Regions from separate parts of the Homo sapiens genome. Here region 2 is linked to region 1. Evidence: chromatin contacts called from ENCODE Hi-C data. All regions are on one chromosome and are shown on one strand. Each heading gives the region's core, a stretch centred on a gene start or an enhancer-like site at or near the end of the contact. The rest is flanking DNA. Distances are from core to core; before and after follow the strand shown. Region 1 overlaps JMJD1C (jumonji domain containing 1C). Region 2 overlaps JMJD1C (jumonji domain containing 1C).

The links. A loop is a pair of places that touch in the nucleus more often than their neighbours do. Pooled maps may share reads with other maps.
Region 2: a pooled map shows a loop between it and region 1 (11-fold over the local background). The contact joins two enhancer-like sites. A Hi-C loop is called at or near these places in 4 of 37 single-sample maps with no recorded cell type and 7 of 50 pooled maps.

The regions. Positions count from the first base shown.
Region 1 is chr10:63,374,812-63,381,715 of GRCh38, forward strand. It overlaps JMJD1C (jumonji domain containing 1C), which reads right to left. Exons shown (of 26, transcript NM_032776.3): 2 at 5,507-5,671. Among named protein-coding and RNA genes, the nearest start is that of MIR1296, 5.2 kb to the left of the region's middle. Within about 2 kb of position 2,425, at least 3 of the 41 ENCODE cell types and tissues checked have a DNase peak (open chromatin) inside an H3K27ac peak, as active enhancers do.
Region 2 is chr10:63,170,274-63,177,177 of GRCh38, forward strand. JMJD1C (jumonji domain containing 1C) reads right to left here. Exons shown (of 26, transcript NM_032776.3): 24 at 6,024-6,200. Among named protein-coding and RNA genes, the nearest start is that of NRBF2, 40 kb to the left of the region's middle. Within about 2 kb of position 4,083, at least 2 of the 41 ENCODE cell types and tissues checked have a DNase peak (open chromatin) inside an H3K27ac peak, as active enhancers do.

The sequences.
Region 1 (6,904 bases), core at 1,175-3,674:
TCTACAATTTTAATGCAGTGTTAGCTAAAACTATGTTTAAAAGAAGGCAGAGATTTTGTACTTGCTAATTTGCCAAATTCATTTATTAGTTCCAGTAGGCTTTGTTGTGAAGTCTTTATGGTTTTCTAAGTATAAGATTATATCATCTGTGAACAGACACAATTTTACTTCTTTCTTTCCAATTTAAATGCTATTTGTCTTTTTCTGGTCTAATTTCTGGACTATAACTTCAAATACTATGTTGAGTGGACATGGCAAAAGCAGGGATCCCTTGTCTTATTCTTGATCTTAGAGGAAAAGCTTTCAGTCTTTCACCATTGACTAGGATATTACCTAAGCAACAGGATATGAAATCAACACATAAAAATTGGCTTTTTTTTTTTTTTTTTTTTTGAGGCAAGGTCTTGGTTTGTCACCCAGGCTGGAGTGCCCTGGTGCAATCATAGCTCACTGCAGCCTTGAATTTCTGGGCTCAAGGGATCCTCCCACCTCAGCTTCCCAAGTAGCTAGGACTACAGGCTCACGCTGACTAGTTTCTATATAACAATAATGAATAATTTGAAAATGAAATTAACAAATAATTCCATTTGCAAGAGCATCAAAAAAGAATAAATTACCTAGAAGATGAAATAAACAAAACTACAAAACATAACTGAGCAAAATTAAAGAAAACATAAGTAAAAAGACACCCCTGTTCAAAGACTAGAAGACTTAATATTTACACGTGTGTGTGTGTGTGTGTGTGTGTGTAGTTTTAGAGACAGGGTCTCACTCTGTCACCCAGGCTTGAGTGCAATGACACAATCATGGCTCACTGCAGCCATGAACTCCTGGGCTTATGCAATCCTTCAGACTTAGCCTCTCAAGTAGCTGAGACTATAGGCGTGAGCCACCACACTCGGCTTATTTTATTTTATTTTTTTTGCAGAGAAGGGGGCTCGCTGCATTGTTCAGCCTGGTGTTGAGCTCCTGGCCTCAAGCAATCCTCTCGCCTTAGCCTCCCAAAGAGCTGGGATACAGCACCCAGCCCTTAATATTAAGATGTCTACCACCCAGATCCATCTACAGATTCAATTCAATCCCTATCAAAATCCAAGTGACCTTTTTCTGGAGAAAAAGAAAAATCTCTCCTGAAATTCATACAGAATCTCAAGGGACCCTGAATAACCAAAACTATCCTGAGAAAGAAGAAAGTTGACGGAAAAACATTTCCTGATTTCACAATGTACTACAAAGCAACAGTAATCAAAACAGTGAGCTGGTATCAGCATAAGAACATACAGACCAATGGAATGGAATAGAAAGCCCAGAAACAAACCCTTGCATATACAGTCAAAATATTTTCTGTAACAGTGTCAAGACCATTCACTGGGGCAAAGGCAGTCTTTCCAACAAATGGTGCTGGAAAAAGTGGACATCTACACGTAAAAAAAAGCTGGACCCTTACATGATATTCCAAACTTAAAATCAATTAATTCACCAAAATTTGTGATCTAAAACTATACAACTTTTAGAAGAAAACATAAGGGGAAAAGCTTCATGACATGGATTTGGCAATTTTTTTTTAATACAACAACAAAGGCATAAGCAACAAGCGGAAACAGACAAGTTGGGCTTCATCAAAATTTAAAACTTTTGTGCAGCACGGGCCACTGCTAACACAGTAAAAAGGCAACCTGTAAAATGAAAGAAAATGTTACCAAATCATGTATCTAAAAGGGGATTAATATCAAGAATACATAGAGAAATCCTAAAACTTAACACCAAAAAAAACAAATGATCCAATTCAAAAACAGGCAAAGAACTTTATGAATAGATATTTCTCAAAAGACATACAAATGGCCAAGAAGCACATGAAAAGATGCTCAACATCACATTAAGCATTAGAAAAATATAAAACAAAACCACAATGACATGCCATTTCACACCTACTGAGAAAGTAAATACCAAAAAAATGAAAGTAAATGTTGGTGAGGATGTAAAGAAACTGGAACCCTTACACAATGCTGGTGGAAATGAAAAATGGTGCAGCCACTTGGAAAACAGTATGAAAGTGCCTCAAAAAATTAAAAATGCAATTACCATCTGATCCAGCAATTCTACTCCTGGGTATATACCCAAATAGTTGAACACAGAGGCTTGGGCAGATATTTATACAGCCATGTTCATACCAGTATTATTCCCTATAGCCAAAAGCTGGAAGTGACACAACTGTCCATTAATGGGCAAATGGATGAAAAGAACGTGGTGTATAAACACAATGGAATGTTATTTTGCAATAAAAAGGAAGAAAATTGTGACACATGGTTTAACATGCATGAACCCTGAAGACATTGTCAGTGAAATGAGCCCGTTACAAAAGGACAAATACTGTATAATTACATTCATATGAGATACTCAGAGACCGAAAGTAGAATGGTGGGCCAGGAAGACGGGGGAATAAGGAACTGCTCTTTAATGAGTACAGTTTCAGTTTTGCAAGACAGAAAATGTTCTGTGTTTGGATGACAATAGTGGTAACACACAACACGAATGTACTTACTACCAATGACCCGTGTACTCAAAAACAGTTAAAATGGCAAATTTTATGTTAAGTACATTTTACCACAATTAAAAATTTTTATTAAAAAATTTAGCAGAGGGCCGGGCATGGTGACTCATGCCTGTAATCCCAGCACTTTGGGAGGCTGAGGCAGGCAGATCACAAGGTCATGAGTTCAAGACCTGCCTGGCCAATATGTTGAAAAACCCTGTCTCTACTAAAAATATGAAAATTAGCCGGGCATGATGGCAGGCACCTGTAGTCCCAGCTACTCGAGAGGCTGAGGCAGGAGAATTGCTTGAACCCGGGAGGCAGAGGTTGCAGTGAGACGAGATTGCACCACTGCACTCCAGCCTGGGCGACAGAGCAAGACTCCGTCTCAAAAAAAAAAATTTAGCTAGGCATAGTGGCACACATCTGTAGTCCTAGCTACTGGGGAGGCCAAGGTGGGAGGATCTTTTTTGAGCCCAGGAGTTCAAGGCTGCAGTGAGCTGTGATCACACCACTGCACTCCAGCCTGTGTGGAAAAGTGAGATCTTGTCTAAATAAATAAAATAAATAGTATGGCAAAAAAAAAAAAGGAACCAGAGCAATATGTTTCATAAGAAAATATATCAAAAATTATATATATTAGTATATATATAATATATATGAGTTATCTCTTAGTAATAGGACTAAAAAGATAATCCTCTATTACTTTCATACCACAGTGTTTTCCAAATTTTTCATCACTTTTTCTTTTGTATATGATAAAGTTAAAAAGAAAAGGTTGGTGATTGTTTAAGTAGGCCTAATTTCAAGGCTAAGAGGTTTTCAACAGAAACAACTTTGTAAAATTATGACAAAATTATCATTAAACAGTATTTTCCAATAAAAATTCTCTCTAAAATCAGTATTTTATGAATACAACAGAAATTCATCTCAATCTTAATTGCCTTTAAGAAAGGGCAAAAATTGGCTGGGCACGGTGGCTCAGACCTGTAATCCCAGCACTTTGGAGGGCCGAGGCGGGTGGATCACGAGGTCAGGAGATCGAGACCATCCTGGCTAACACGGTGAAACCCAGTCTCTACTGAAAATACAAAAAAATTAACCGGGCGTGGTGGCAGGCGCCTGTAGTCCCAGCTACTCCGGAGGCTGAGGCAGGAGAACTGCGTGAACCCGGGAGGCAGAGCTTGCAGTGAGCCGAGATCATGCCACTGCACTCCAGCCTGGGCAACAGAGTGAGACTCCATCTCAAAAAAACAAAAAGGCAAAGATTTTTCTAAAGCTTTATTAATTTTTTAACTCTGATACTGATGTATAGTTTTTCATATTATTGATGCTACTGCTTCGTGCTTTTGAGAATTCTCATATAAAATTCACCTATACATCTAATTATTCATAATTTCTCATAAATTGTATCCAGTTTTTGGGTTAAGGTCTATAAAATTAAAATCATGCTTTTGGGTTAAGGTCTATAAAAGTTTAAAATGGTTTAAACTTTTTATATGAACAATTCAACATACTCATTAAATATTTTTTAAAACCTACTATGGATAAAATTATCTTCTTTAGTTTGCTATGCAAAATTTTCTATTGAAACTGCAGGTCACAGACAGATATTATTTTCATCTTTCAATATTATATTTTGTTTTTAAAAATGCCACTGATTCCATTCACTCTCTTCCCTCCCTTCCTATCCTGTCTTTTTATTCATATCTCCACTGACTTCTTAAAAAAGAATAATCAAATAAACAGATCTATTAAATTTCTATTCTATACAGAAAAGCATCAGGATTAACTAAAATAGAAAATTTATATGCATTAAAATTATTAGCAAGCAGAAGCTATCCTTGTAATTAGTTAATTTGCAGGCTTAAAAAATTGAAAGGAACTACCCTAACTCATTAGTTATATCAAATACCTGCAATAATGTTTCAGCAGCTTTTAATATATTTCTTTGATAGTAACATAAGAAGAAAACTTTACAAATATTGCAAATTTGTTATATGCTAGATGTTTTGCCAGAAAACAGCAATAACAATAGTTAAATGAATGTGGCTCTTTTCCTAATACAATTTAATGACCTTGTTTACTTCCTGTTTCTTTTCTTAAATAAAACTCTTCAAAGTACCAGAGAATTTACTGAAAATTATTATATTTTCTTAAATGAAACATGTCCTGATAAGTAATTTAATCCATTACCTGAATAATTACACATTAAACATCTATCACCCACAATGATTTACTGATTAACAAACCAAGAAGAATTACTCGTTATTAAATGTTTTAATACAAAGTATGTTCCATCTCCCACTTAACAAAGTTTCATTCAGCAAAGTTGTTCCACGTGGCATACAGTCAACTATCTCTCAGGTCCCTTTAATCCAATTTATATTTTAATTTGATAGAATAAACTTATTCATTAACTACATACGCTGACAGAATACTAACAAAGAGACACCTAAAGTTGTTTTAACAAAATGAAGGCAGTGTTTTAAAATCTCTGCCAGATTCATCAGAGACTCTTCAAAAATATTAATTTATAAATCAGTAAGATGAATCTAAACTTCTATTTAATTCTTAGTCTTAAATTTTCATTTATTCTTTTTTTTTTTGTTAAGAGATGGGGTCTCACTCTGTTACTCAAGCTGGAGTGCAGCAGTGTGACAGTAACTCACATTGACTTGGATTCTTGGGCTCACGTGATCCTCCCACCTCAGCCTCCCAAGTAGCTGGGACCACAGGTATGTGCCACCACATCCAGCTATTTTTTTTTTTTTTTTTTGGTAGAGATGGGGTCTCGCTTTTTTGCCCAGGCTGATCTCCAACTCCTGGCTTCAAGCAATTGTCCTGCTTCAGCCTCTCAAAGTGCTAGTTTTACAGGTGTCAGTCACCAAACCTGGCCTTTGTTTTGTTGTTGTTGTTCTTTGTTTTAAACGAACAAATGAAAATGCTTAATGAAACAGGAATAGATCTTACCAATGCAGGCCACTGAATCTGTTTGCTCTTTGATCCCTGAGTCTGGCTAGGGTCATTCCTTTTGGCCCAGATTAAGTGGTATTCCACCAAGAAAGTTGAAAAATCTTCATAAACTTTAACCCACTCTCGTTTATCCCATTCAAGATCATCAAATTCCACATACACCTATGAAAACAAAAACACAAAATTCAATTAGCAAAATAGAAGAGTGGTATATCTTTTTTTACTAATGCATAATAATTGTACATATTTATGGGGTACATATGATATCGTGATACATGCACACAATGTGTAATGATCAAATCAGGGTAATTAGAATATCCATCACCTCAAATATTTATCATTTGTGTTAGAAACATTTCAAATCCTCTTCTAGCTATTTTGAAAAATACAATAAATTATTGCTAACTATGGTTACCATACTGTGCTATCGAACACTAGCACTTACTCCTTCTATCTAATTGTAGGAAGCAGAAAGGGGAACTCTAGTACACTGTTGGTGGGAATGTAAATTAGTACCTCCAGTATGGAAAACAGTATGGAGGTTCCTCAAAACACTATAAGTAGATCTATCATAGGATCTGGTAATCCCACTGCTGGGTAAATGTCCAAAAGAAAGGAAGGTATATTGAAGAGACAGCTGCACATCAGTGTTTATTGCAACACTATTCCTAAGAGCCACGATAATGAAATCAACCTAAGTATCTGTCAACATATGAATGGGTAAAGAAAATGTGGTATATATACACAATAGAATACAATTAGGCCATAAAAAAGAATGAAATCTTGTCTTTTGCAGCAGTATGAATAGAACTGGAGGTGATTATGTTATATGAAGTAAGCCAGGTACAAAAGACAGATATCACATGTTCACACTCATATGTGGGAGTCAAAAACATGGATCTTGACCCAGCATGGTGGCTCATGCCTGTAATGCCAGCACTTTGGGAGGAGGAGATGGGAGGATCACTTGAGCCCAGGACTTCAAGATCAGCCTTGGCAACATAGTGAGACTCTGACTCTCACAAAAGAGAAAAGTAAAAAACTTAGCTGGACATGGTGGCACATGCCTTTAGTCCCAGCTACTCAGGAAGCTAAGACAGGAGGATCACTTGAGCCCAGGAATTTGAGGCTACAGTGAGCTATGATAGCTACAGTGAGCTATGATCGCACCACTGCACTGCAGCCCAGGTGACAGAATGAGACTCTGTCTATTCAAAAAACAAACAAAAAGTGGATCTCATGGAGGTAGAGGGTAGAATGATGGTTATCAGAGACTAGGATGGGTGAAGGGGGGAGAAGAAAAGAGGTTGGTTAATGAGTATAACAATATTTCAAAATATAAGCCATGAACTTGAATTAGAAAGGACATTAACAAATTCATTCTTTAACTTAACA
Region 2 (6,904 bases), core at 2,833-5,332, 200 kb before region 1:
TTATTTTCTCCCTTTGAATGGGCCATACTTTCCTCTTTCTGTGTATGCCTTATACCTTTCTGTTGAAAACTGGGCATCTGAACATTACAATGGGTAATCATATTCTCTCCCTGCCTCAGGGTTTGCTGTTGTTGATTCCTGAGGGCTCCAGTCATCCATTTGTTTAGTGACTTTTCCAAACTGTTTTTGCAAAGGCAGTATTCCTTGTTGGGTGTGGTCACTGAAGTCTCTGTTCCACTATCTCACTGGTCAGCCAGTTACCTAACAGAGATTTCCTTAAATGCCAAAAATCAGCTGCCCTTTTCTTCATTAAGCAGTCTCTTGGTTGCTGTTGTAAGTTTTCAATTAGATTCCAGAGTTCTGAAAAAGTTCATTCTGTCAGTCTTTGCCAGCTTATGGTTGTTTTAAAATGACTTTTAGAACAGTAACCTTTATTAGTGCTTACAAGATGCTATTAGGTTTCCTAATGACCCCTACCTGATATATTTTGGATAAAGGCTTGAGGGTTACTTTGAAGAGCCAAGGTTCAGTTTTAAAGCAGAACACAACTCAGCTTCTCATTCTGATTATCCCTTTTCTTTGCCACATTTGACTCATTTATATTTCACTTCCTTGACATTGTCTTATTCATACTTGCCTAAAAGCATCAGTTATAATTATAAATAGGTAATGTTAAGAAAATATAATTTGTATTCATAGTAGGAAGGTTATTATATTGACACTGTGATTGCTATTTACTCAGTTATTTGTGAGAACTTAGTGTGGAAAGATTTTGCCAAGAAGTCCTTTTGGTCATATAAATACAGAGAATTACAACTTTACAATTTTCTAAACTCATGATAAATGACCAAACACAATCAAAGTTAGTATTTTTCGACAAATTTTACTAAAGATTATGTGTTAACTTAAAAAAAAAACAACTGTTGCTGTTTTTAAGTAAAGGCCACTCTAAACCTCAGAATACTACAGCTGAGACAAAAATCCTGGAGGTCAGGGTCATTGCTCTGTGGAGGGATGTACAGGAGTTTCACAGACTGAGTCCCAGTTACCAAGGTAAGATTTGTAAGTCTCCAATTCTAGAATAGTTCTTAGCATATAAAGAGGGCTGTGGCTATGCTGCTTTCCCTCAGCTTGCTAAGATTATATATCTCAGCTTCCTTGAACAGACAGCCCACTCTTCTCAGTTTGGCTCTGGCAATGGTCATTGCTGACGGGCCAAAGAACAGAATGTTGTTTCTTCCCTAGCACTGCTGGCCCTTGTCATGCAGAATCACTTGGTTGAAAATTTTTTGATAGGTGCCTTGGGTTTGCATGAGATTCCTATTTGTGTGGTTTCCAAAGTGTGGTCCCTGAACAGTAAAATCAGCATTTCCTGGAAACTTGTCAGAAATCTATAGTTTCAGGTCCCTCCCCAGACCCATTGAAATCAGAAACTCTGGTGGTGGGGTACAGCAATCTGCTTTATCAAGCCCTCCATGAAATTCTAACATATGCTGAAGTGTCAGAATACTGATTTAGAGTCTGATTATTCTGAGGGCCACCTATAGCCTACTGGAAGTGTTGAAGTCATTAACAGTTTTCAGAACTTCTAAGACCTAAACAGGTTGTAAGTAATAATGCATCTCAAATCCAGGTTAATATTGTAAACACTTATTACTTCCCTTGAATTTTCTCTTAAAACTGCATTGCCACCAATTGTGAATTACGGACAACATCCTTTCAACAGAGTATAAAGAGCTGTGTTGTTGTCATTACACCCCACAGGAGAGGAAAGGTAGCAATTCCCTTTTGTACAGCTGGCAATTTCTGTGCCAAAATATGTAGCAAAGAAGTTAGATCTTGTTTTGGATCACTCAGCAATTTAGTGGCAGAGCTCAGAATATAATTTGTCAGTCTAGGTCATATATGCTGCCTTGGTGTATTTAGATATAACATTTTTTATAGATGTAATCTTGTTTCTATAATCTATGTGAATTTTCTAACTATCTCAAAGAAAATGTGTATAGACATAAAGTGGATTCCAACCTAAGTAAACTTTTGGAAGTAGCCAGAGAAAGCACATATAGGAAGAAGTAAACATTTACATGTTTTACAAAAAGCCCAATACATATAAATTATAGAAAGCCATAAATTTGTTTTCCTCTACCCTTGTGCAAAAACATGTTGTTACTGAGAACGTATTTTCTGGCCTTCAGAATAGAGACTTATTAATAATACAAACATTAAGTGCATTATTCTAGGCATGGGAAGAGAGCAATGGAAAAGATAAATCTCTTACTTCATCATGCTTACGTTCCAGTGGGGGTTAAAAGACAAGCAAAGTGAGTAAATTATAAAGCATATTTTAAGGTGACAACTGAAATGGAGGAAAATAAAGCAGGAAAGACGACAGAAAGTTGGGGGACACAATTTACAGCTTTAAACTAGACCTCACCAAGAAGGTGAAATTTGAATGAAGCCTAAAAAAGTGTAAAGAAGCAAGTCTTACAGATACCTGACAGAAAAACGATTCCAAGCAAAAAAGATTAAGAAGCACAAAAACCCTGGGGGAGGGGGGAAACATACTTGGTGTGTGTGAAAGAAGCAAAGAGGGCAGGATGGCTAGAGAGGAACTAGGAGAGCCATACGAGATGAAGGCAGTGAGACAGAGGGGGAAGTGTGGATATGTAAACCAACCTAACTTTTTAACAAGGTCACTTTGAGCCTACTAAAAGACCACTGTTCCCAAAAAAGTAGCAGCAGGGACACAAGTGTAAGCATGGAATCTCTTTGGGGTAACAATGATTGCATCTGGAAAAAAGGAACTGGGGGAAAAATGTGAGATACTGAATTTTCACCGTGAACTTTTTATACTTTTGAATTTTTCTGTTTATGTATTACATTTTCAAAAGAAAAACATTAAAAAGTAGTATTTTCAACAAATAGTACTGGAACAGCCAAATGCCCATATGCAAAAAATTGAACCTCGCTCCATACTATGCACTACATACAAAGATGAACTACATTGCATACCCAAATGTAGGACCTCAAACTATAATGGTTCTAGAAGAAAATGAGGAGAAAATCTGAGTGATCTTGGGCTAGGCAACAATTTTGTAGATACTATGAAAATACCATCCATAAAAGAGAAACTGATCAACTGGACCTCATCAAAATGGAAAAAACCAGCCAGGTGGGTTGGCTCATGCCTACAATCCCAACACTTTGGGAGGCCAAGGCAGGAAGATTGCCTGAGCTTAGGAGTTCGAGACCAGCCTGAGCAACACAGCAAGACCCCATCTCCACAAAAAATTAAAAAATCAGCTGGGCATGGTGGTGTCCATCTACAGTACTAGCTACTCAGGAGGGTGTGGTGGGGGGATCACTTGAACCCAGGAGTTTGAGATTACAGTGAGCTATGACTGTGCCACTGCACTCTAACCTGGGCAACAGAGCAAGATACTGTCTTTTAAAAAATGGAAAAATGAAAAAAAAATGCTCTTTGAAAAGAGAAGCTACAGGAAAGGAAAATGTATTTGTAAAACACATTATCAGATAAAAGACATTATCAGAAATTGGCAAAAAACACTCAAAACTCAGTAAGAAAAAAAGCAGCTAAATAGACAGAATATTTGAACACATATTTAACCAAAGTAGATATACAGATGGCAAATGAAGATATAAAAAGATGCCCAATGTTTAGTCATTAAGAAAGTACAAAGTAAAACCACCATGAGACACCACTGTACACTTACTAGAATGGTCTAAAAACAAAACTGACAGTAACAAGCACTAGTGAGGAAGCAGAGGAAATGAAACTCACATAACCCTGCACTGGGAAATGAAAATGGAACAACCAATTTAGAGAATAGTCTGGCAGTTTCTTAAATTTAATCATACATTATAGTATCACCAGGCAATCCCACCATTCAGTATTTACTTAACAGAAATAAAAATCTTTGTTCACATAAAACCATGTATATGAATGTTTATGATAGCTTTATCTATTATTGCCCCAAAGTGGAAAAAACCAAAATGTACTTCAGCTGGTGAATGTACGGATTTAAAAAATGAAAAAAATATTCATACAACTACCCAGCAATAAAAAAAGAATCAACTGATAAATACAACAATAGGAATGAATCTCAAATACATTAAGAAAAGCCAGACTTAAAGGGTACATACTGTGTGAGTCCAAATTTACAGCATACTCATAAAAGAGGAACTATAGGGACAAAAAAGCAGATTAGTTGCAGGAACTTTGGGTGGGAAGAGGCTGACTATAAAAGTGCAAGAGGATGCCGAGCATGGTGGCTCATGCCTGTAATCCCAGCACTTTGGGAGGCCAAGGCAGACAGATTACCTGAAGTCAGGAGTTCGAGACCAGCCTGACCAACGTGGAAAAACCCCATCTCTACTAAAAATACAAAATTAGACAGGCGTGGTGGTGCATGCCTGTAATCCGCAGCTACTCGGGAGGCTGAGGCAGGAGAATCGCTTGAACCCGGAAGGCAGAGGTTGCAGTGAGCCAAGATCGCGCCACTGAGCTCTAGCCTGGGCAACAAGAGCAAGACTCTGTCTCAAAAAAACAAAAAACAAAAAACAAAAAAAAAAACTGCAAGAGGGAATTTTTTCGGAGTGATGGAATTGTTCTACATTTTGATTATGTTGTTACCTAACTATGCATTTGTTGAAACTCACAGAATTATACATTAAATAAGGTAAATTTCACTATATGCAAATTATATCTCAATTTACAAAAATGACTACACTACCTAGGTTAACTTTATAAAAACTGACATTGGATAAATTCAATATGTGAATAAAGATCTTCAAGGGAATCTACTTTGTATTATCAAAGGATTATTCCTATGTACAAAAAGATTTATAATACTAGTCTCTTAAATAGGCTCTTCTTTTGAGAGCATTTACATTTGAATACAGATTAGCTATTTTCTGCTAAGAGTCTAGAAGTCAAAGAAATGGTGTATAGGGTGAATCCCAGATTAAACATGAAACATAAATAATATGACATCTCTGAAATAATCATAAGTCCATGGGAAAATATAACCACTTAATGTAAATACATTTTTTCCAGGAAATTATCATAGAGAAAAAGGTATTTATTATTATGACATTTGTATTTTACTACTGTATCATAAATGCCATTTGAGATCTAATAATGATAAATCTGACCCTGAATCTGACACATCCTAAAAGCTAAGCAATTATTATCACCTAAGTAGTATTTGTATGGAAGAGTGCCATAAATGCTAAAACAGTCAATGACTATACTTATATAAAATGTGAGAAAGTTTCCTTGGTAAACTAATATACATCAGCTACATCTCAATTACTTAGCAGTGGAAAAGGTGGAGAACCAACTGTTGAGGCAAAGCAGCTTTTGAGTTTTTTCTGGTTTCCCTGGTACACCTTGTTAATTTTAAGGGTTAACCTGGGCTGTAGTAGCCCCATTCCACCTATAGGAATCCACTGTGTACTTTTAATCCCACCCTCCATAACCACTGCATCTATTCTATGCCATTTTTCCCGGTGCTGGAAAAATTAGGTATTTTAAACTAGGTATTTATTTTAGTTTTTATGTTTTGTGGATCAACAGTTATATAAATTACATACCATCTTTCTTTAGACAGGCCCCTGATATGCTAGCATGCTGAAGAAAGGTAGGAGGTATGCTTAAAGCCTGATAAAAAGTCTGTATACTGTGTCCCCCCATGCTTTTAAGCCTCACTATTCAGAGGTATACATGTCACCAGGAGGGCTTAAAAATCAGATTTCGATCTATTAAATCGGAGACAGTATACAAATAGAAATCTGGCTCATGTTAAAACAATTTAAAATCTTAAGGAAATTATGTGAGATTTCTGCAAGCACTGAGATGTCATTCTAATAAAGGCAGACTGGTGCAGGTAATTCTCTTATTTGCATCTTCTTCCATTTATATCTATACTAAGAGCAATTTTTTTTTCAAAACTAGTTCTTTCAGTCAGTAAAAAATATGTTAGAAATAAGTTTGTATATACCTGATGAAGTGCTCCCGCTGGCAAAACAATAGCATCACCAAGGAACTGAATAAGAGTACAGGTTCTGACTCCATATTCTTCAAGCAGCCTTTGACGGAGCTTTTTGTTCACATACCAACTTTGGTCACGTATTGGATCATGTTCTGGTAGAACTTCAAGGCCTTGTTCTTTTGAAATCTGAAATATGAATTAAAATAGACACTCCAATTTAAGTAAGGAAATGGTAAATCCTGTTCAGTTAAATTTCAATTTTATTTGTAATAACAAATCTTTTCTTCTCAGAATCAATGGAACAACTGAATGAGCTTCTTCAGTTAAAAAATAACATTCTGCAATAATTTGGAAAGCCAAAGAATATTAAAACAATACAGCAATGCTGAAATGCTCTTAACAGTTTACTACTTCCTTCTCACCACCTCCTTCCACTATGAAGTTTCCATCTATCTGGTTTCCTTCCTTATAACTGTTTCAAAAGTATAGCACATGGATGAGGAACAGGGTATTTTTTTTTTTTTTTTTTTTTTACCAAAAGCCAAACCATTCATATGTATGGATTTCATAAACATTTATTGATCCTTTTTTGAGGTAAGTATAAATACCTTTACATGGCTAACCTTCTAACACTTGAAAAATCAATTTCAAGGGACTCTTTAATCAGTTAAATAATCTGCTTTAGAAGGCACAAATGATCATACTTCAGATTAAAATACAGGTAAGTATTCAGGGATAAAATGGTACAAAAAAGGCTGTAACTCTTTTACTTCACATTGATCACAGACAGAACTTACATCCTTTCAGAAAGATGATGTATCAGCACTGAACATTTCTTAAAACAAATTTCCATAATTACGAAGTTTAAAAAGTACCTGAGCAAAGGGTTT